2 separate regions of the Homo sapiens genome follow, and region 2 is linked to region 1. A link is an interaction called in ENCODE POLR2A ChIA-PET data of the cell type or tissue named here. Cell type or tissue: CD4-positive, alpha-beta T cell. All regions are shown on one strand. Region 1 has its middle 12 kb from the start of AP5B1. Region 2 overlaps SNX32 (sorting nexin 32).

What was found. Peaks named below come from ENCODE experiments on the same cell type or tissue, not always from the same donor. Only the 100,000 strongest peaks of a DNase experiment are listed, where the experiment ranks them.
Region 2: POLR2A ChIA-PET joins it to region 1 with 5 read pairs; 11 of 35 experiments call an interaction of 5 or more read pairs at or near these places.

What each region holds. Positions count from the first base shown.
Region 1 is chr11:65,765,188-65,773,187 of GRCh38, reverse strand. No RefSeq gene overlaps it. Among named protein-coding and RNA genes, the nearest start is that of AP5B1, 12 kb to the left of the region's middle. In CD4-positive, alpha-beta T cell, CTCF peaks have their summits at 3,002 and 3,206 (motif pointing right); a DNase peak (open chromatin) is centred at 3,197.
Region 2 is chr11:65,847,608-65,855,607 of GRCh38, reverse strand. It overlaps SNX32 (sorting nexin 32), which reads right to left. Exons shown (of 13, transcript NM_152760.3): 2 at 6,026-6,130; 3 at 5,578-5,688; 4 at 5,337-5,458; 5 at 5,054-5,177; 6 at 4,753-4,857; 7 at 4,448-4,553; 8 at 4,205-4,280; 9 at 3,929-3,968; 10 at 3,057-3,143; 11 at 2,819-2,978; 12 at 2,650-2,735; 13 at 1,907-2,326. The coding sequence ends at 2,273. CFL1 (cofilin 1) reads left to right here. Exons shown (of 4, transcript NM_005507.3): 4 at 160-935. The coding sequence ends at 272. Among named protein-coding and RNA genes, the nearest start is that of CFL1, 6.6 kb to the left of the region's middle. RefSeq lists enhancers at 2,726-2,775, 2,826-3,045, 3,293-4,154, 4,676-4,835 and a silencer at 4,276-4,570. In CD4-positive, alpha-beta T cell, no CTCF peak of the experiment used is centred here; a DNase peak (open chromatin) is centred at 4,167; H3K27ac peaks cover 740 bases.

The sequences.
Region 1 (8,000 bases):
ACCACTTTCATGAATATTCATAGCTCCTCATGTAACCTGTTGAATGTGTATGTTTAGTCAATCCATTGAGCATGAAGCTCCTACCCTAACCCCTCCTTCTTTGAAGTGCCTGTCTCTGGTCTTGGCTGGAGACATGCTTCCCAGCAGGTCTCACTCCCTTTCTGAGGCTGGAGTGCAGTGGTGCGATCATAGCTCACTACAACCTCAAACTCCTGGGCAAAAGTGATCCTCCTGCCTCAGCCTCCGGGGTGGCTAAGACTACAGGTGCATGCCACCACACCTGGCTAATTTGTAAAATTTTTTGTAGAGATGGGTTCTTACTATGTTGTCCAGGCTGGTTAAGGCCTCCTGGGTTCAAGTGATCCTCCTGCCTTGGCCTCCCAAAGTGCTGGGATTATAGGTGTGAGCCACCAGGCCCAGCCTAACCCTTTATAAGAAATAAAGTCTCCTCTCAAAATTTATAAATTGTGTATCTTTTCTTTTTTTCGTTAACAATTATCAATAATACACTTTATATGAAACAAGGGAAAAGATGGGGAAAGATATCGGTTAATCTCTATTTTACATGCAAGGAAGAAAGTATGAATCTTTTGTGCAATGAGTTACGAGGCCCTAATTAGGGTTCCTAGGTTTAGCAAATAAAAATATTATATAGGATGTGCATTTAAGTTTGAATTTTGGAGAAGCAATGAATTTTTTAGTTGTTAATAGGACATACTTACACTAAAAAACCAGTAGTTGTTTCTCCAAGGTTCAGATATAAGTGGTGGGTTTTTTTTGTTGTTTTTGTTTTTTTCTTTTTTTTTTGAGACAGTCTTGCTCTGTTGCCCAGTCTGGAGTGCAGTGGTGTGATCTTGGCTTACTGCAACCTCTGCCTCCTGGGTTCAGCCTATTCTTGTGCCTCAACCTCCTGAGTAGCTGAGATAACAGGCATGTGCCACCACACCTGGCTAATTCTTGTATTTTTAGTAAAGACAAGGTTTTGCCATGATGGCCAGGCTGGTCTCCAACTCCTGGCCTCAAGTGATCCACCCGCCTCAGCCTCCCAAGGTGCTGGGGTTACAGGTGTGAGCCACTGTGCCCGGGCTATAACCAGTGTTAAATCTCGTTTAGCCTAAAGCTGCCTCCTTACATATTTTAAGTTTGGCCTAAAGGTTTCTCTGTACATCGTAAACTATAACCTAAATGGACTTGTAAACAGACTGTAGCCAACGCTTGTGGCAATCACTGAGTTTTGGCTAATCAAAGGTGGCCAACTGTTCAAACTGTGTTCAGATAAGACAAACACCAATCTGTAACCAATCTGGCTGGTTTCTATATCTCACGTGTGTTTTCTGTACTTCATTTTCCTTTCTGTCCATAAATCTTCCACCACGTGGCTGCACTGGAGTCTCTGAGCCCACTCTGGCATGAGAGGCTGCCTGATTCTTGAATTGTTCTTTGCTCAGTTAAACACTGTGAAACTTACCTGAGCTAAAGTTTTCCTTTTAACACTGAGCATCCTGTATTTTATCTGTTAACCCTGGATTGATATTTACAACTTCTTTCTTCCATACCCATTCTATGTTCCTTTGGTTCTTTTACTTCATGAGGTGACCCAAACTTCATTCCTGAAGGGTCTGAGTCCTTGGTTATTCTGCTTGTATTGAGTCACTTGAGGCTTTCATTAACACTGTCACTGAACCTGGCAATCCTCAGAGATATTTCAGGGGATCCCCTGGATACGATGGACTCCTTGTCTCCGTTGTATGGCAGCAACAGCTTCTCGGTGGACAGTCAGGGTCAGTCTTCCTCTTAGAGCTCTTGGTCCTGAGGCAAAGCGACAGCGGGGCAGCCTTTACTTCCGGTTCAAAAAAAGCTATGCAGTGTCCATTCCTGGCGGCATTCTCCCTTGGACACTGAGGCCTCTGAACCTTCAATGGAATGGGAAGACAATATTTTGTCAGAGGCTTTCAGGTAGGAGGACAATGGTAGCACTGTAGGTCCCCAGTGTCGCCTAGAAAAACAATATGGAATGAGGAGAAAAGATAAAATTATGCAACAGCAAGCCCTCAGGATAACTTGGAGACAAGAATGCTCAAACTTAAAAAGAACAAGAAAAACAAATAACATAGAAATTACCTGGCCGGGCGTGGTGACTCACGTTTGTAATCCCAGCACTTTGGGAGGTTGAGGTGGACAGATTCCTTGAGCCCAGGAGTTCGAAACTAGCCTGGGCAACATGGTGAAAACCTGTCTTTACAAAAAATACAAAAATTAGCTGGGTGTGGTTGTGTGCACCTGCAGTTCTAGCTACTTGGGAGGCTGAGATATGAGGATTATTTGAGCCTAGGAGGTCCAGGCTGTACTGAGCTTTGATTGCACCACTGCACTCCAGCCTGGGTGACAGAGTGAGACAAGAAAGAAAGAAAAAAGAAAGAAAGAGAAGAGAAGAAAAGAAAGAAAAAGGAAAAACAAATGGCAGCTCAGACTTTCCTTCCCACGCACCCATTCCAGCCCCACCTGCCACAAGACTGGCTGAGGAAAACTGGGGCAAAGGAGAGGAGGGAGTTGTAATGGGGCTTAAGCTTGATCTAAGACCTCACCAAAAACACTAAGTACACCTTGAGCCTGAAAATGTTCAAAAGTGTCTGCAGTAGTGTCAGAGCTGGGACAATAGGTGGGAGGTTTAAAAGTACACGTGAGGCCAGGCACGGTGGCTCACGCCTGTAATCCCAGCACTTTGGGAGGCCAAGACGGGTGGATCACCTGAGGTCAGGAGTTCGAGACCAGCCTGGCCAACATGGTGAAATCCCATCTCTACTAAAAATACAAAATTAGTCAGGTATGGTGGCATGTGCCTGTAGTCCCAGCTACTCAGGAGGCTAAGGCAGGAGAATCGCTTGAACCGAGGAGGTGGAGGTTGCAGTGAGCTGAGACTGTGCCACTGCACTCCAGCCTGGATGACAGAGCGAGACTTTGTCTCAAAAAAAAGTTATACGTGAAATGTGAAGCCACAGTCTTGGAAACACATAGATCCTTGGGGAGCAACTACCCACAAAAGAAAGGAAAAGTGTCCTTTGGCATTTGGGTGTGAAGAGAGAGGCAAATGGAGAAGTTTAATTGCCCTCCAAGACAAAAAAAAAAAGAAGGCCCACAACCCCCACCCCTGCAAAAACAAATTCACTAAAGCATCTGGACTTCACAATGTTGCCAGAAGAGGGCGTGTTATCTAGGGATCTTGTAAAACACCCAATACCACAAAAATGAATAATGAAAAGATAGGTTCATACAGCTATTGCAAAATATCAGAAAATGAATTTCATCACATATGAACCAAGGAAAATTCACACAAACCTCTGAAACAATAGCCATGAAGAAGAAGAAAGCTGTAATACAACACTAAACAGAACCAAATATATGCAAAACAAGCATTTGAAGACATGCAAAACCATTTTGGGTGGGAAATTTAAAAACAAAGAACAGAAATAGACAAAATAGAGGAAGAAATGAAAATAGATTTGGTTGAACTCAGGAAAGAAATGGAATAAACAGACAAAATTATCTAGAAGTAAAGATTAAATTACAAGATGCCCAAGGGAGAATAAATTCAAATAAAAATTTAATAAGGGGCATTGAAGGAATACAGGTAACCAAGCAAGAGAATGAAAATGAGATAAAGAAGTAGGCTGGGTCCAAAGAAAGTAATGGAAACAGAATATACTCAAAGAAGGAATCACATGTGTATTATTGGAGTCCCTGAAGAAAAAATAAACAAGTAAACCACAACTAATATTTAACACTGTAAGAAAACTGTCCAGGAGCAAAAACTCTGCACATTGGAAGAGCCCACTGGGAATGTGGGCAGATTCACTCAGTGTGATCAACTTTGAAACATATCCTAGTAAAACTCTAATTTCAAAGACTCTTTTTTTTTTTTTTTTTTTTTTTGAAACGGAGTCTCACTCTGTCAACCAGGCTGGAGTGCAGTGGCATGATCTTGGCTCACTGCAACCTCCACCTCCTGGATTCAAGTGATTGTCCTGCCTCAGCCTCCTGAGTAACTGGGATTACAGTCACCTGACACCACGCCCGGATAATTTTTGTATTTTTGGTAGAGACGAGGTTTCGCCATGTTGGCCAGGCTGGTCTGGAACTCCTGACGTCAGGTAATCTGCCCACCTCGGCCTCCCAAAGTACTGGGATTACAGGTGTGAGCCACTGTGCCCAGCCTCAAAGACTCTTTTAAAAAAACCCTCAAGGACTCCAGGCAAAAAGATCAAATAACTCACAAAGGCAAAATAATTAAATAATGAGAATGACAGCAGACTTTTTTTTTTTGAGACGGAGTCTCGCTCTGTTGCCCAGGCAGGAGTGCGATGGCGCGATCTCGGCTCACTGCAGGCTCCGCCTCCCAGGTTCACACCATTCTCCTGCCTCAGCCTCCCGAGTAGCTGGGACTACAGGTGCCCACCACCACACCCGGCTAATTTTTTGTATTTTTTTTTAGTAGAGACGGGGTTTCACCATGTTAGCCAGATGGTCTTGATCTCCTGACCTCATGATCCGCCGGCCTCCGACTCCCAAAGTGCTGGGATTACAGGCGTGAGCCACTGCGCCAGGCCAACAGCAGACTTTTTAAACCAGCATACAAAGCAAGACAGCAATGGAGCAGCAGGTTTTAGACATTACACCTTTACAAGTGTGAGCCAGGATTTTATATTCAGACAAACTATCCTTCAAGTATCATGATTATAGGAAACAATTTTCTGTTTTTCAGTAAGTACCTATGGAATTCTGCACCCATGAGCCAGTCTGATAGAGATGTGTTTCATCCACACCAAAGAGAACGATTATAAATACTATATATGGGCTGAGCATGGTGGCTCACACCTGTAATTCCAGCACTTTGGGAGGTCAAGGTAGGAAGATAGCTTGAGGCCAGGTGTTTGAGAACAGCCTGGGCAACATAGTGAGACCCTGTCTCTACAAAAATTAAAAAAAAAAAAAAGAAAAAACACAACAGCCAAGTGTGGTGGCGCATGCCTGAAGTCCTAGCTGCTCAGGAGGCTGAGGCAGGAGGATGGCAGCTTGAGCCCAGGAGTTCAAGGTTGCAGTAAGCCATGATCACACCACTGCACTCCAGCCTGGGTGACAGGGTGAGGCCTTGTCTCAAAAAAAAAAAAGAAAAAGAAGGCCGGGCACGGTGACTCATGCCTGTAATCCCAGCACTTTGGGAGGTCAAGGCGGGCAGATGACTTGAGGTCAGGAGTTTAAGACCAGCCTGCCCAACATGGTGAAACCCCGTCTCTACTAAAGATACAAAAATTAGCTGGGTGTTGTGGTGGGTGCCTATAATCCCAGCTACTCAGGAGGCTGAGGCAGGAGAATCACTTGAACCTGGAAGGTGGAGGTTGCAGTGACCCGAGATTGCGCTATTGCACTCCAGCCTGGGCGACAAGAGCGAGACTCCGTCTCAAAAGAAAAAAAAAAAACACGTTTTCCATGCCTTGGCAAATTGTCATACTCCTTCCTAAGTTTGGATCAACTTTCAACATCTTATCCTTTGTACTTCCAACGTTGTGAAATATCTCCAAGTTCTTTTAAACTTTTTGCCAGCGGCATTTCTTCTAGGATATCTTTATCCTTTTTGTAACCACTGCCTGCCGTAATAATTATCCTTGATCCTCGTTAGTATAGTGGTTAGTTAAACAAACAAAATCAGCTGGATGTGGTAGCTCATGCCTATAGTCCTTAACATTTTGGGAGGCTAAGGCAGGAGGATTGCCTGAGCTCAGGAGTTCAAGACCAGCCTGGGCAATATAGTGAGACCCCATTTCTAGAAAAAAAATTTTTTTTTTGTATTTTTAGTAGAGATGGGGTTTCACTATGCTGGCCAGGCTGGTCTCGAACTCCTGACCTGGTGACCTGCCCTCCTTGGTCTCCCAAAGTGTTGGGATTACAGTCGTGTGCCACCATGCCTGGCCTAATTTTTGTATTTTTAGTAGAGACGGGGTTTCACCATGTTGGCCAGCCTGGTCTCAAACTCCTGACCTTAGGTGATCCGCCAGCCATGGCCTCCCAAAGTGTTGGGATTACAGGCATGAGCCACCGCCCCTGGCCTCTAAAAAAATGTAAAAACCTAGCTGGGTGTGGTGGCACATGCCTAGCATCTAAGCTACTTGGGAGGCTGAGGCAGGAGGATTGCTTGAGCTCAGGAGTTTGAGGCTGCAGTGAGCCATGATTGTGCCACTGCAGTACAGTTTGGGCAACAGAACGAGACACTGACAAAAAAAAAAAATCCTTGACATCTGGGGATAGATTTCACAGCAACATCCTCATCTGTGCTTGACAGTTTCACATTAATCAATTCATGCCAACTTCTGAAATGATGAAACAAACCACTCTTTACCGTTAGTAAAAGTTTCTGCAGTCTCCTTGAAATTACTGTTTTCTGTCAATGTGGCAATTAACTTCAATGCTTCAGCCTGAATGCTGGCCAAACCAATGGGGATTGTTAACAAATTACAGTCTTCAGTTCAACATAGAAGTAAACATTCCATTTCAACCACGAACGACTTCTGTTTCCAGCGCAATTTAAACTAAAAGATGTTGAAGCAGCCTGGGCGTGGCGGCTCATGCCTGTAATCCCAGCACTTTGGGAGGCTGAGGTGGGAGGATTGCTTGAGCTCAGGAGTTCGAGACTAGCCTGGGCAACAAAGAAAAAAAAGTAAATTAAAAGAAAAAAATTTAAAAAAAATATGTTGAAGCAACTTTACCTTGTTTATTATATGTATTAGTTTATTTTGTGTTGCTCTAAAGGAACACTGGAGACTAGGTAATTTATACAAAAAAGACGTTTATTTGGGTCACGGTTCTACAGTCTGTACGAGAAGCATGGCACCAGCACCTGCTTCTGGTGAGGCCTCAGGAAGCTTACAATCATGGCAGAGGGCAAAGAGGGAGCAGTGTATCACATGGCAAGAGAGGGAGCAAGAGAGAGGGAGGGGGAGCTGCCACACTCTTTTAAATAACCAGTTCTTGTGTGAATTTACTACCACTCATTACCTCGAAGAGGGCACCAAGCCATTCCTGAGGGATCCACTCCCATAGCCCAACACCTCCCACTAAGCCCCACCTCCAACATTGGGGTGGTCACATTTCAACATGACAATTGGAGGGGACAAGCATCCAAACCATATCATGATATTCATCAGACTTTCGATATAGTTCATGCCACAGCTTCATATACAATTTCACTTCCAGTCTTATCATCCTCATTTTTTTTGGCTGCACTTTTATATTTGTTAGCCATTCCCCCTTCCAATTATCCATCCAATTTATTTTTTATTTATTTATTTTTTGAGATGGATGGAGTCTCACTCTGTCACCCAGGCTGGAGTGCGGTGGCACAATCTCGGCTCACGGCAACCTCTGCCTCCCAGGTTTAAGTGATTCTCCTGCCTCAGCCTCCGAGTAGCTGGGATTATAGGCGCCCACCACTACGCCTGGCTAATTTTTGTATTTTTAGTAGAGACAGGGTTTCACCATGTTGGCCAGGATGGTCTTGAACTCCTGACCTCAAGTGATCCATCCACCTCAGCCTCCCAAAGTGCTGGGATTGCAGGTGTGAGCCACTGCGCCCAGCCCAATCATTGAATTTCATAAAATGTTATATCTGTTGATCACTGAGAGATGAGGAGGCAACCCACCTATACACTTGTCTGACGTCTGCATGAGCTGAATAACACACCGGCACTGACCAGCCAATCACCACTAGTCTTCGAAAGCAGTGATGTCCTAATCATGATGCCCATCTGTTATTTATGTCATTTTTTTGGACTAAAGAGCCAGCAGCAAGGTTTGCACCTTATACAATTCGTTAAAATTCCATGGCAAATGAAGTTTGAACCATGCTGGTGGGGAGGACTGGAGTTATTAAACTAAAATGTGGTAAGCCAAATATGTCCATATGGGGACTGGGCAAAGCAAAGACTGCCCACATACAGCACCTTAGCCTT
Region 2 (8,000 bases), 82 kb before region 1:
CTGCAGGGCAGGGTGAATGGCACGCAGAGGGGGTCTGCCCCCTTGTCTTCGCTGCCTGCTTGTTCCTTCCATCTGCTTTGATTGGCTCCTTCCCAGCCACAGAAACTACCCCCACCCCAGTGCTTCCTGCTCACAGATGCTCCCCTTTCTTCTTTATAGGGATCAAGCATGAATTGCAAGCAAACTGCTACGAGGAGGTCAAGGACCGCTGCACCCTGGCAGAGAAGCTGGGGGGCAGTGCCGTCATCTCCCTGGAGGGCAAGCCTTTGTGAGCCCCTTCTGGCCCCCTGCCTGGAGCATCTGGCAGCCCCACACCTGCCCTTGGGGGTTGCAGGCTGCCCCCTTCCTGCCAGACCGGAGGGGCTGGGGGGATCCCAGCAGGGGGAGGGCAATCCCTTCACCCCAGTTGCCAAACAGACCCCCCACCCCCTGGATTTTCCTTCTCCCTCCATCCCTTGACGGTTCTGGCCTTCCCAAACTGCTTTTGATCTTTTGATTCCTCTTGGGCTGAAGCAGACCAAGTTCCCCCCAGGCACCCCAGTTGTGGGGGAGCCTGTATTTTTTTTAACAACATCCCCATTCCCCACCTGGTCCTCCCCCTTCCCATGCTGCCAACTTCTAACCGCAATAGTGACTCTGTGCTTGTCTGTTTAGTTCTGTGTATAAATGGAATGTTGTGGAGATGACCCCTCCCTGTGCCGGCTGGTTCCTCTCCCTTTTCCCCTGGTCACGGCTACTCATGGAAGCAGGACCAGTAAGGGACCTTCGATTAAAAAAAAAAAAGACAATAATAAAAAGGCTCATTAATGGGATGTGTTTTTCAAGGTTGGGACACAGGAGACTTCAGGATTGGGGGTGCACTGGGATAATGGTGCTATCTCTCTCCTCTGTACTCCACACCCAACCAGCCCCTGCACACCCTTATCTGGCTCCAATGACTGGCTGAGACGCCTTTCTGATGGTCACCATTATTCTGTTGGTGCTGTGATTGACACTGGACTGGCTGTTTAAGGAGTGGGTGCTGGCTACAGGGGTCTTCCAGCGGAAGTGATTTATGCCTGAACTGGGTGCTCTGTAGCCTTGCCTGGATGGACAGTGAGGTCCATCTGATATTCTGTTCTGTCCCTTTCTAGGTGTGGGCTGATAGGCAAGTCAGAGGTAGCTCAAAGGTTCTGTTTGGTCTGCTGTCTTCCCTGGATGGCTGACTCAAGTTTATGAGGGTCAGGTTCAGTGGCTGCTGTGAGTCAGGCCAAGTTGAGCCTTTGACCTCCTCTAGATGTGGCTGGAGTGCATTCAGGGTGGGGCCAGCCAGGTGGAGCCCGGGACTTCAGACCCCGGTGTCTTGAGCACTGCCTCCCTGTGTTTAACCAAAAGGGTGTTGCCGGTACCCTGAGCCTTTTGCCAGCATTGTCAAGGGCTGTTTCCAGCCTGTACTTTGGGCTTTTTCCTGCCCAGCAGGCAAAGACATACAAGAAATCTGGCCCTAGGGTGAGGTGAACTGGGAGTGGTAATGTGGCATCTATATTTCCCTTATCAACTGAACTGAGGAAGAGTCCTCCTGGTGTTACAGTTGGCTCCATAACTCCTGGGAACTTGTGAGCGGTTCTGGGAGGAAGGGCTAGATCCCTTTTCTGGTTAGGAAATAGGTGTGGAGAACTTGGGATTCATTTTTGTGCTAGGGTTTATGGGGGTAGGGGCAAACCTGGAAGACTTCTGGGGTTCCTAGGTCCCAGCTTCTGGGTGTCGCGCCTTCCCACAGGGAGCCTGCTGTCACTGGAGAGAGGGCTGAGGATGCTGCAGGGGTGCCCTCCTTGGTGTCTCCAGGATCTGATCATACTGCCTTGGCAGAAAGTGTGCCTGGTGGACCTTTGAGCTGTGGGAAGGGAAGTAAGGACAACAGGCCTCCTTGCTACAAAACCAGGGTTTTTATTTGCGAAGGAGAACAGGCCGGGATCAAGTGAGCTATGATTCCTTCAGGGCTATGGGTGAGGGTAGAGGCTGTTCCTCAGCTTCCTGGGGAGAGGTGTCAGGGTCCCTGGGGCTCTGCTGACTGTGGCCAGTTATGATGCCCATGCTGCCCTGTGTCTTGCAGGGCCTGGCACCTGTGGTGGTGGTGATAGGGGGTTTGGGCTTTCCCTGAGAGGATGTGGGGCAGAGTGAGGGTGTGGCTAGTGGCACTGCTAGGGAAGGAGACATCTTGCCGGAGAGAGGGGTCTGGGATACCCTGGTCACTGGAGATCCCAGATTAGGGTCTGGCTGAGCTCTGGCTACTCTAAGGCTCCCCCTTTAGGGCAACAAGGGTGTTCCGGAGAATCAGGGTGCTGGCCTGCAGAGGAGAAACAGGTCCTTGAAGTCCCCTGCTCCCTGAGTCAGGCTGCCATTCTTTCTGCACCTTAGATGCTCCCTCGCTCCCCACACCCCTGCTCTCTGCAATAACAGCTGCTGTTAATTGGGCCTTCCTACCCAGAAGGCACGGGTCCTGAGCCAGGGAAGCATGGCCCCAAGCCTTAGCTGGGGCTCCTCTCATGCACACACACGCGCATACATGCGTGCACACCCTCACATGCACGCACACCCTGGTGCCTGGGGGAGGGAGGGAGGTGGGAGGTGGGAGGCTTCACAAGGGCCCAGTGAGGTGGGAGGGCTCACCTTGGCGTGTTTGAGCTCCAGCTCTGCCAGCTCAATGAGATTCTTTCGAAAAGAGGAGACCCGGCGGGACTTGAAGTCCATGAGCTCTGGAGAGGAGGGGAAGAGGCATGGGGATCCGGGCAGGGCAGGGCATGTGGCCCCAGGCTGGGGCTGGGGGCTGCGGGCTCACCTTGCTTGGCGGAGTCGGAGAGGCGCTCGAAGCGTTGGCAGCACAGCTGCTGGTGGCTCTCGGCGGGCCGCACCTCCCGGTTCCTGGTGCGCGCCTTGTCCAGCGCCTTGTTGGCATTCTCGTAGTCGGCCAGTGCCCGCAGCCGCCGGTACAGCAGGTCCTAGGACCATGGGCACAGGGTCACTGCTGCCCTGTCCTGGCATCCGGGCCTGAGCGCTGCGCTGGGGCTGCCTCTCACCTTGGCTGCCTGTGAGTCACGCATGTAGTACCTCAGCATGTCTGACAGCTTCAGGTCCTCATCGGAAGCCACCCGGCCCTCCAGCTTCTGCATCAGAAAGGTGGGCACTGGGAAGGGAGCTTGTCAGAGGGGCAGCTAAGGGGTGGGAGGCACCTCTTCATCTAAATATCCAGCAAAGAAGCCTTAGGTAACTGTTCCAGGTCAGGTCTGGTGTTGAGGGGTGCAGGCCAGGGAAGGCTTCACAGAGGAAGTGGGATCTAGTCTGGATCTCGGGGACTGAGTAAGAGCTGGACAGAGGGCGCTGAGGGCTTGGCAGCTGTGCAAGCCCGGCTATGTGTTCAGGGAAACTTTAGTTCAGGGAGGGCACTTGGGCAAAGCAGGGGAGGGAGGCAGTGGCTGGAGCACAAGAGGCTGAAAGTGGAAGCTCAGGACTTTAGGAGCTTCCAGAAGGGGCAGGGTCTCTGAAGGGCCTTGAGCAGGGAAGAGATGCGGTCCAATAGACATTTTAGGAAGATGGCAACACTCCAGTGACTTTCTTAGGGAAGAGTGGGGAACATGTGTGCCCGGGCAGTGTGCTGGCAGCTGGGTGCAGCCTGCCAGAGGTTTGGGCACACCCTTGTGCCTCCCAACCCTCCGCTGCTGCACACGTGCATACATGTGCATGCCCCTGCACCCCCCAACACACACACGAAGCTGGATCCTTGTCTTCACCCCACCTTTTGTTAAACTAGTCTGGAGTGTAAGCCCAACTTGCCACTGGGCCCAAGTTATCACTGAACCCAAGATGATCCTGGAGCTCTTCCCTCTGCCAGGACTCATCTTCCCTGCAAAGCTCACCAGGAAAGCCTTTGAGCACAGAAGGCAGTACTCACCCTCAGCCGTTCAAAGAGCTCTGCCAATTTGAGGAAGCTCCTAGGAAGCAGTAGGGAGGGAGTTAGGGTAGGGGGCTGAGGAACAGCTCAAAGCCTCTCTGTCTCAGCCTCTCCTTGGGAATCTCCCTCTCCCCTTTCCTTCCCAACACCATCCCCCAACAGGAGAGCCTACACCTCCCACCTAGAGCTGACAGTAGACATCTACAGAGTGACCCCTCATGGGAAGACATGGTATTACAGGCACAGGGAGAGGGTAGGGGTGGGGGGAGTCCTCACGTCCTTAGCTGGTTGACTTCCTGTGTTCCCAGACTGCTCAGCGCAGCTGAGATAGGGATATAATCGTCTGCCAGGCCTGTTGGGGAACAGCCCCCATCAGAGCCCCTACATCTGCATGTCAAGCCTTGGTGCTTGTGGCCACAGACAAACAACAAGGCACGCCCTGCTCTCTTCTCTCCCCCAAGGAGTTGAACCGCTGGGGAGAGGGGCAGGGGGATCCAGGACCCCTTGGGCCCTGCGTACACTTGTGGGCGCGCATGACGCGGTCGGCCCGCAGGCAGGCATCTCGGATACGGGTGTGATACTCCAACAGGAAGGTCCTCTCATGCTCAAAGAAGTCATCCACCTCCTAAGGGAGCCAGGCAGGACCCCATTTACACTGGGTCACCACGGGGCTTGACAACACAGGCACCCAGGGTTGGCAAAATCTCCTTCCAAACCAGGCCAGGCCCCACCAGTGGCTTCCTTCCCACACCCAGCCTGGGCCTCAATCTGTGCTGTGGACTTGAGGTGCTGGGTTGAATCCGGAGAGGAGCACCAGGGGTTACCTTGAGCCCTGACATGCCCGTGATGAGGGCTTCATCCGCGGACTTCACAATATTCCTCAGAAACCCTCCGAGGAGCTCCTTCCTGTTCTTCCCCCGGACACTCAGCTGAGGCACACAGGGAGGGTATGATGCTGGGGTGGGCGTTCTCACCTCCCACCCCAAGTTGCAAGCCACTCACGGAGCTGTGACACAGGATTGGGCCCACTTGGGCCCCTTCTCCAGCCCTGCCACCCCTGGGTGCCTCCCCACCCAAGGTAGACTCCTGGCCCAAGGGTGACCCCAGGGATTCGGCCCAGCTCACATCCTGTCCATATTCCAAAAACACAAAGAAGTTGTGGTCTCGACGCAGGGTGGGGTGGGCCGCCAGGCGCTGCAGAAAGACTTCGTGCATCGCAACTGTCTTCTTAAAGATGGCCAGGTACTCCCTGCGAGAGTGGCAGCAGCTCACCGGCCCTCCTCAGCCCCCATCATCCTGCCTGCCCCCTTTCTGGGGTCAGAGGTCAGGGTTGCTAAACATTCATGGGGAGATAGCTGGGGAAGACATCTGGACTCTGGGGATGGCAGGGAAAGGAGGGGGCACTCACGCTTCCAGCTCCTGCTTCATCTTGGCAAACTCTTCCCGAGTGACAGAGCTGTCCCCCTCGCCCAATTTCTGTAGCTTTTCCCTCGAAGCCTCAAAGTCTGGCCTCGGAGGGGCTGGGGGGATCTGCTCAAAGGAGGGACGGAGCTGGGAGGCCTCTCACTGCCGAGACGGCCATCACAGCCTTTGGTCCTCACCCAAGTGCTCTGCCTGTCCCTCCCAGCCCCTGCCCAGCCCCTCCTCACGATGAGGCCGGCGTACTCCTCATTCTCCACGTAGGCATCATGCAGCCAGATGAACTCCTCGTGCTGCCGCACGACTGAGAACTCGGTCTGGGCGAAGTGAGGGAGGCAGCTCTGGAAGCGGGAAGGCCAACTGAGGTCCTCTCTCTGCCCCAAGCCCTGCCTCAGCAAGTCTGGGCATGCACTTTTGGGCCCCCCTCATCCCACATCCCAGGGAGGACAAAGTTAGAGCTCAGGTGTGCATGATTTCATTTAGAATGGTGGACAGGAATGATTAGGACTCGGGGCCTTAGGCAGAGCTAAGAGGCTCACTTTCCAGGAGGGGCTGAGGGCAAGTGCCAGGTGGAGGAAGAGTGCCCACAGGCTGTGTTGGCACATGCCTACCACCCCCTGGGGGAGGCCTCCTGCGGGCAGCCACCAGGACCTTTCCTCGTGCCCCGCACTGCCTCACCTTTGTTTGAACAGTGAATTTCACCTTGTCCCGCTCACTCACTGCGTCAGAAATCTCCACCTGTAAGGAGCTGTCTCCCTGCAGATCCACCGATGCACAGGAAGGCTGCGGAGGAGGGGAGGTCTCTGGCCTGGCTGAGCATGGCCCCTTTGCCCTTCCTTGCCCTGCAGGCTTTCTGATCCACCTGCAGAACCCTCTTCAGCAGCACTGCTTCAGCAATGCCCCAGGTCACCAGAGAGGGGTCCTGATAAGGCACTGACCTGAGTTTTGCAACTGCCAAAACATTTTAACCCTCCCATCCTTGGAGGCAGGCAGAAAACTTCCCATTTTACAGCTGTTGAAGCTGAGACAACCAGAGGAGAAGTAACTTGTCCAAGGTTATGCAGCTGCAAAGCGACAGTGCCAGATTGAAACCCAGTTGTTGTTTCTTTGTTTGTTTTTTTAGACGGAGTCTTGCACTGCCCAGGCTGGAGTGCAGTGGCGCGATCTCAGCTCACTGCAACCTCCACCTCCCGGGTTCAAGCGATTCTGCTGCCTCAGCCTCCCGAGTAGCTGGGACCACAGGCATGAGCCACCATGCCTGGCTAACTTTTGTATTTTTAGTAGAGACGGGGTTTCACTATGTTTGGTCAGGCTGGTCTCAAACTCCTGACCTCAAGTGATCCACCTGCCTTGGCGTCCCAAAGTGCTGAGATTACAGGCATGAGCCACCGTGCCCAGCAAAACCCAGTTTCTTAATTCCCAACCCCATGCACTTTCTCAGTTACTTGCCCACCCCTTCCCCAGCTGGCTACCTCAGGCATCCCTTAACCAGGGCTTCAAGTGAGTTGGATGAGACATTCCCACCTCTTTTGCGGGGGTTGCCAAAACCATTCCATTTACTACTTTTGGTGCCAAGAGGCAAAAGCTTACATGCAAAGCATGTGTATTTCTTCAAGTGAAAAGATCCACAAGACACCAAGCTACTAGCTCATTCTTGCATTGAGCTATTCAACATGTATTTATTTATTTTTGAGACAGGGTCTCGCTCTGTCACTCAGGCTGTAATGCAGTGGTGCCATCATAGCTCACTGCAGCCTCCAACTCCTGGGCTCAAGTGATCCTCCTGCCTTAGCCTCCCGGGTAGCTGGGACTACAGGCATGTACCACCATGCCAAGCTTTTTTTTTTTTTTTTAGAGACAGAGTCTTGCTATGTTGCCCAGGCTGGTCTCAAACTCCTGGGCTCAAGCAATCCTCCCACCTCAGCCTCCCAAAGGGCCGGAAGCAACATGCATTTATTGAATACCTACTGTGTCCACACCATAGTGCCAAGTGATATTAGGGGGAAGGGAAGAGGCTTAGGAATCACTCTACCCTTCAGCATTGCTCACCAGTATACAACAGGCACCTGTCCCACCTCTCAATCTGGAGGCCTCCTCACTCTCTCCTCTCTCTGCTTTTGGCACACTTTGGAGATGGTCCCTGAGATGGGGCTTGGTGATATGTGGGTCCAGAAACAGGCAAGACCTTGCTTGATGGTGGCCCATCTGCAGTAGTGATGTCTCCTCCCTGGATGGAGATCCCTGCATCTGTCCCCTCCTCCTGGCTGTCCGGCATGAAGGAATTGACCCTGAGGTCACTGGCCACTGTTTACAGGGTTATCTCTACATTGTTTCTCACTTTTTTTTTTTTTTTGATAGCATCTTGCTCTGTCACCCAGGTTGGAGTGCAGTGAAGTGATCTCGGCTAACTGCAAACTCTGCCTCCCAAGTTCAAGCAATTCTCTTGCCTCAGCCTCCTGAGTAGCTGGGATTACAGGCACACGCCACCACTCCCAGCTAATTTTTGTATTTTTAGTAGACACGGGGTTTTGCCATGTTGGCCAGACTGGTCTTGAACTTGTGAGCTCAAGTGATCTGCCTGCCTCGGCCTCCCAAGGTGCTGGGATTACAGGTGTGAGCCACTGCACCCAGCCCCCTTTTGTTTTTTTAATTA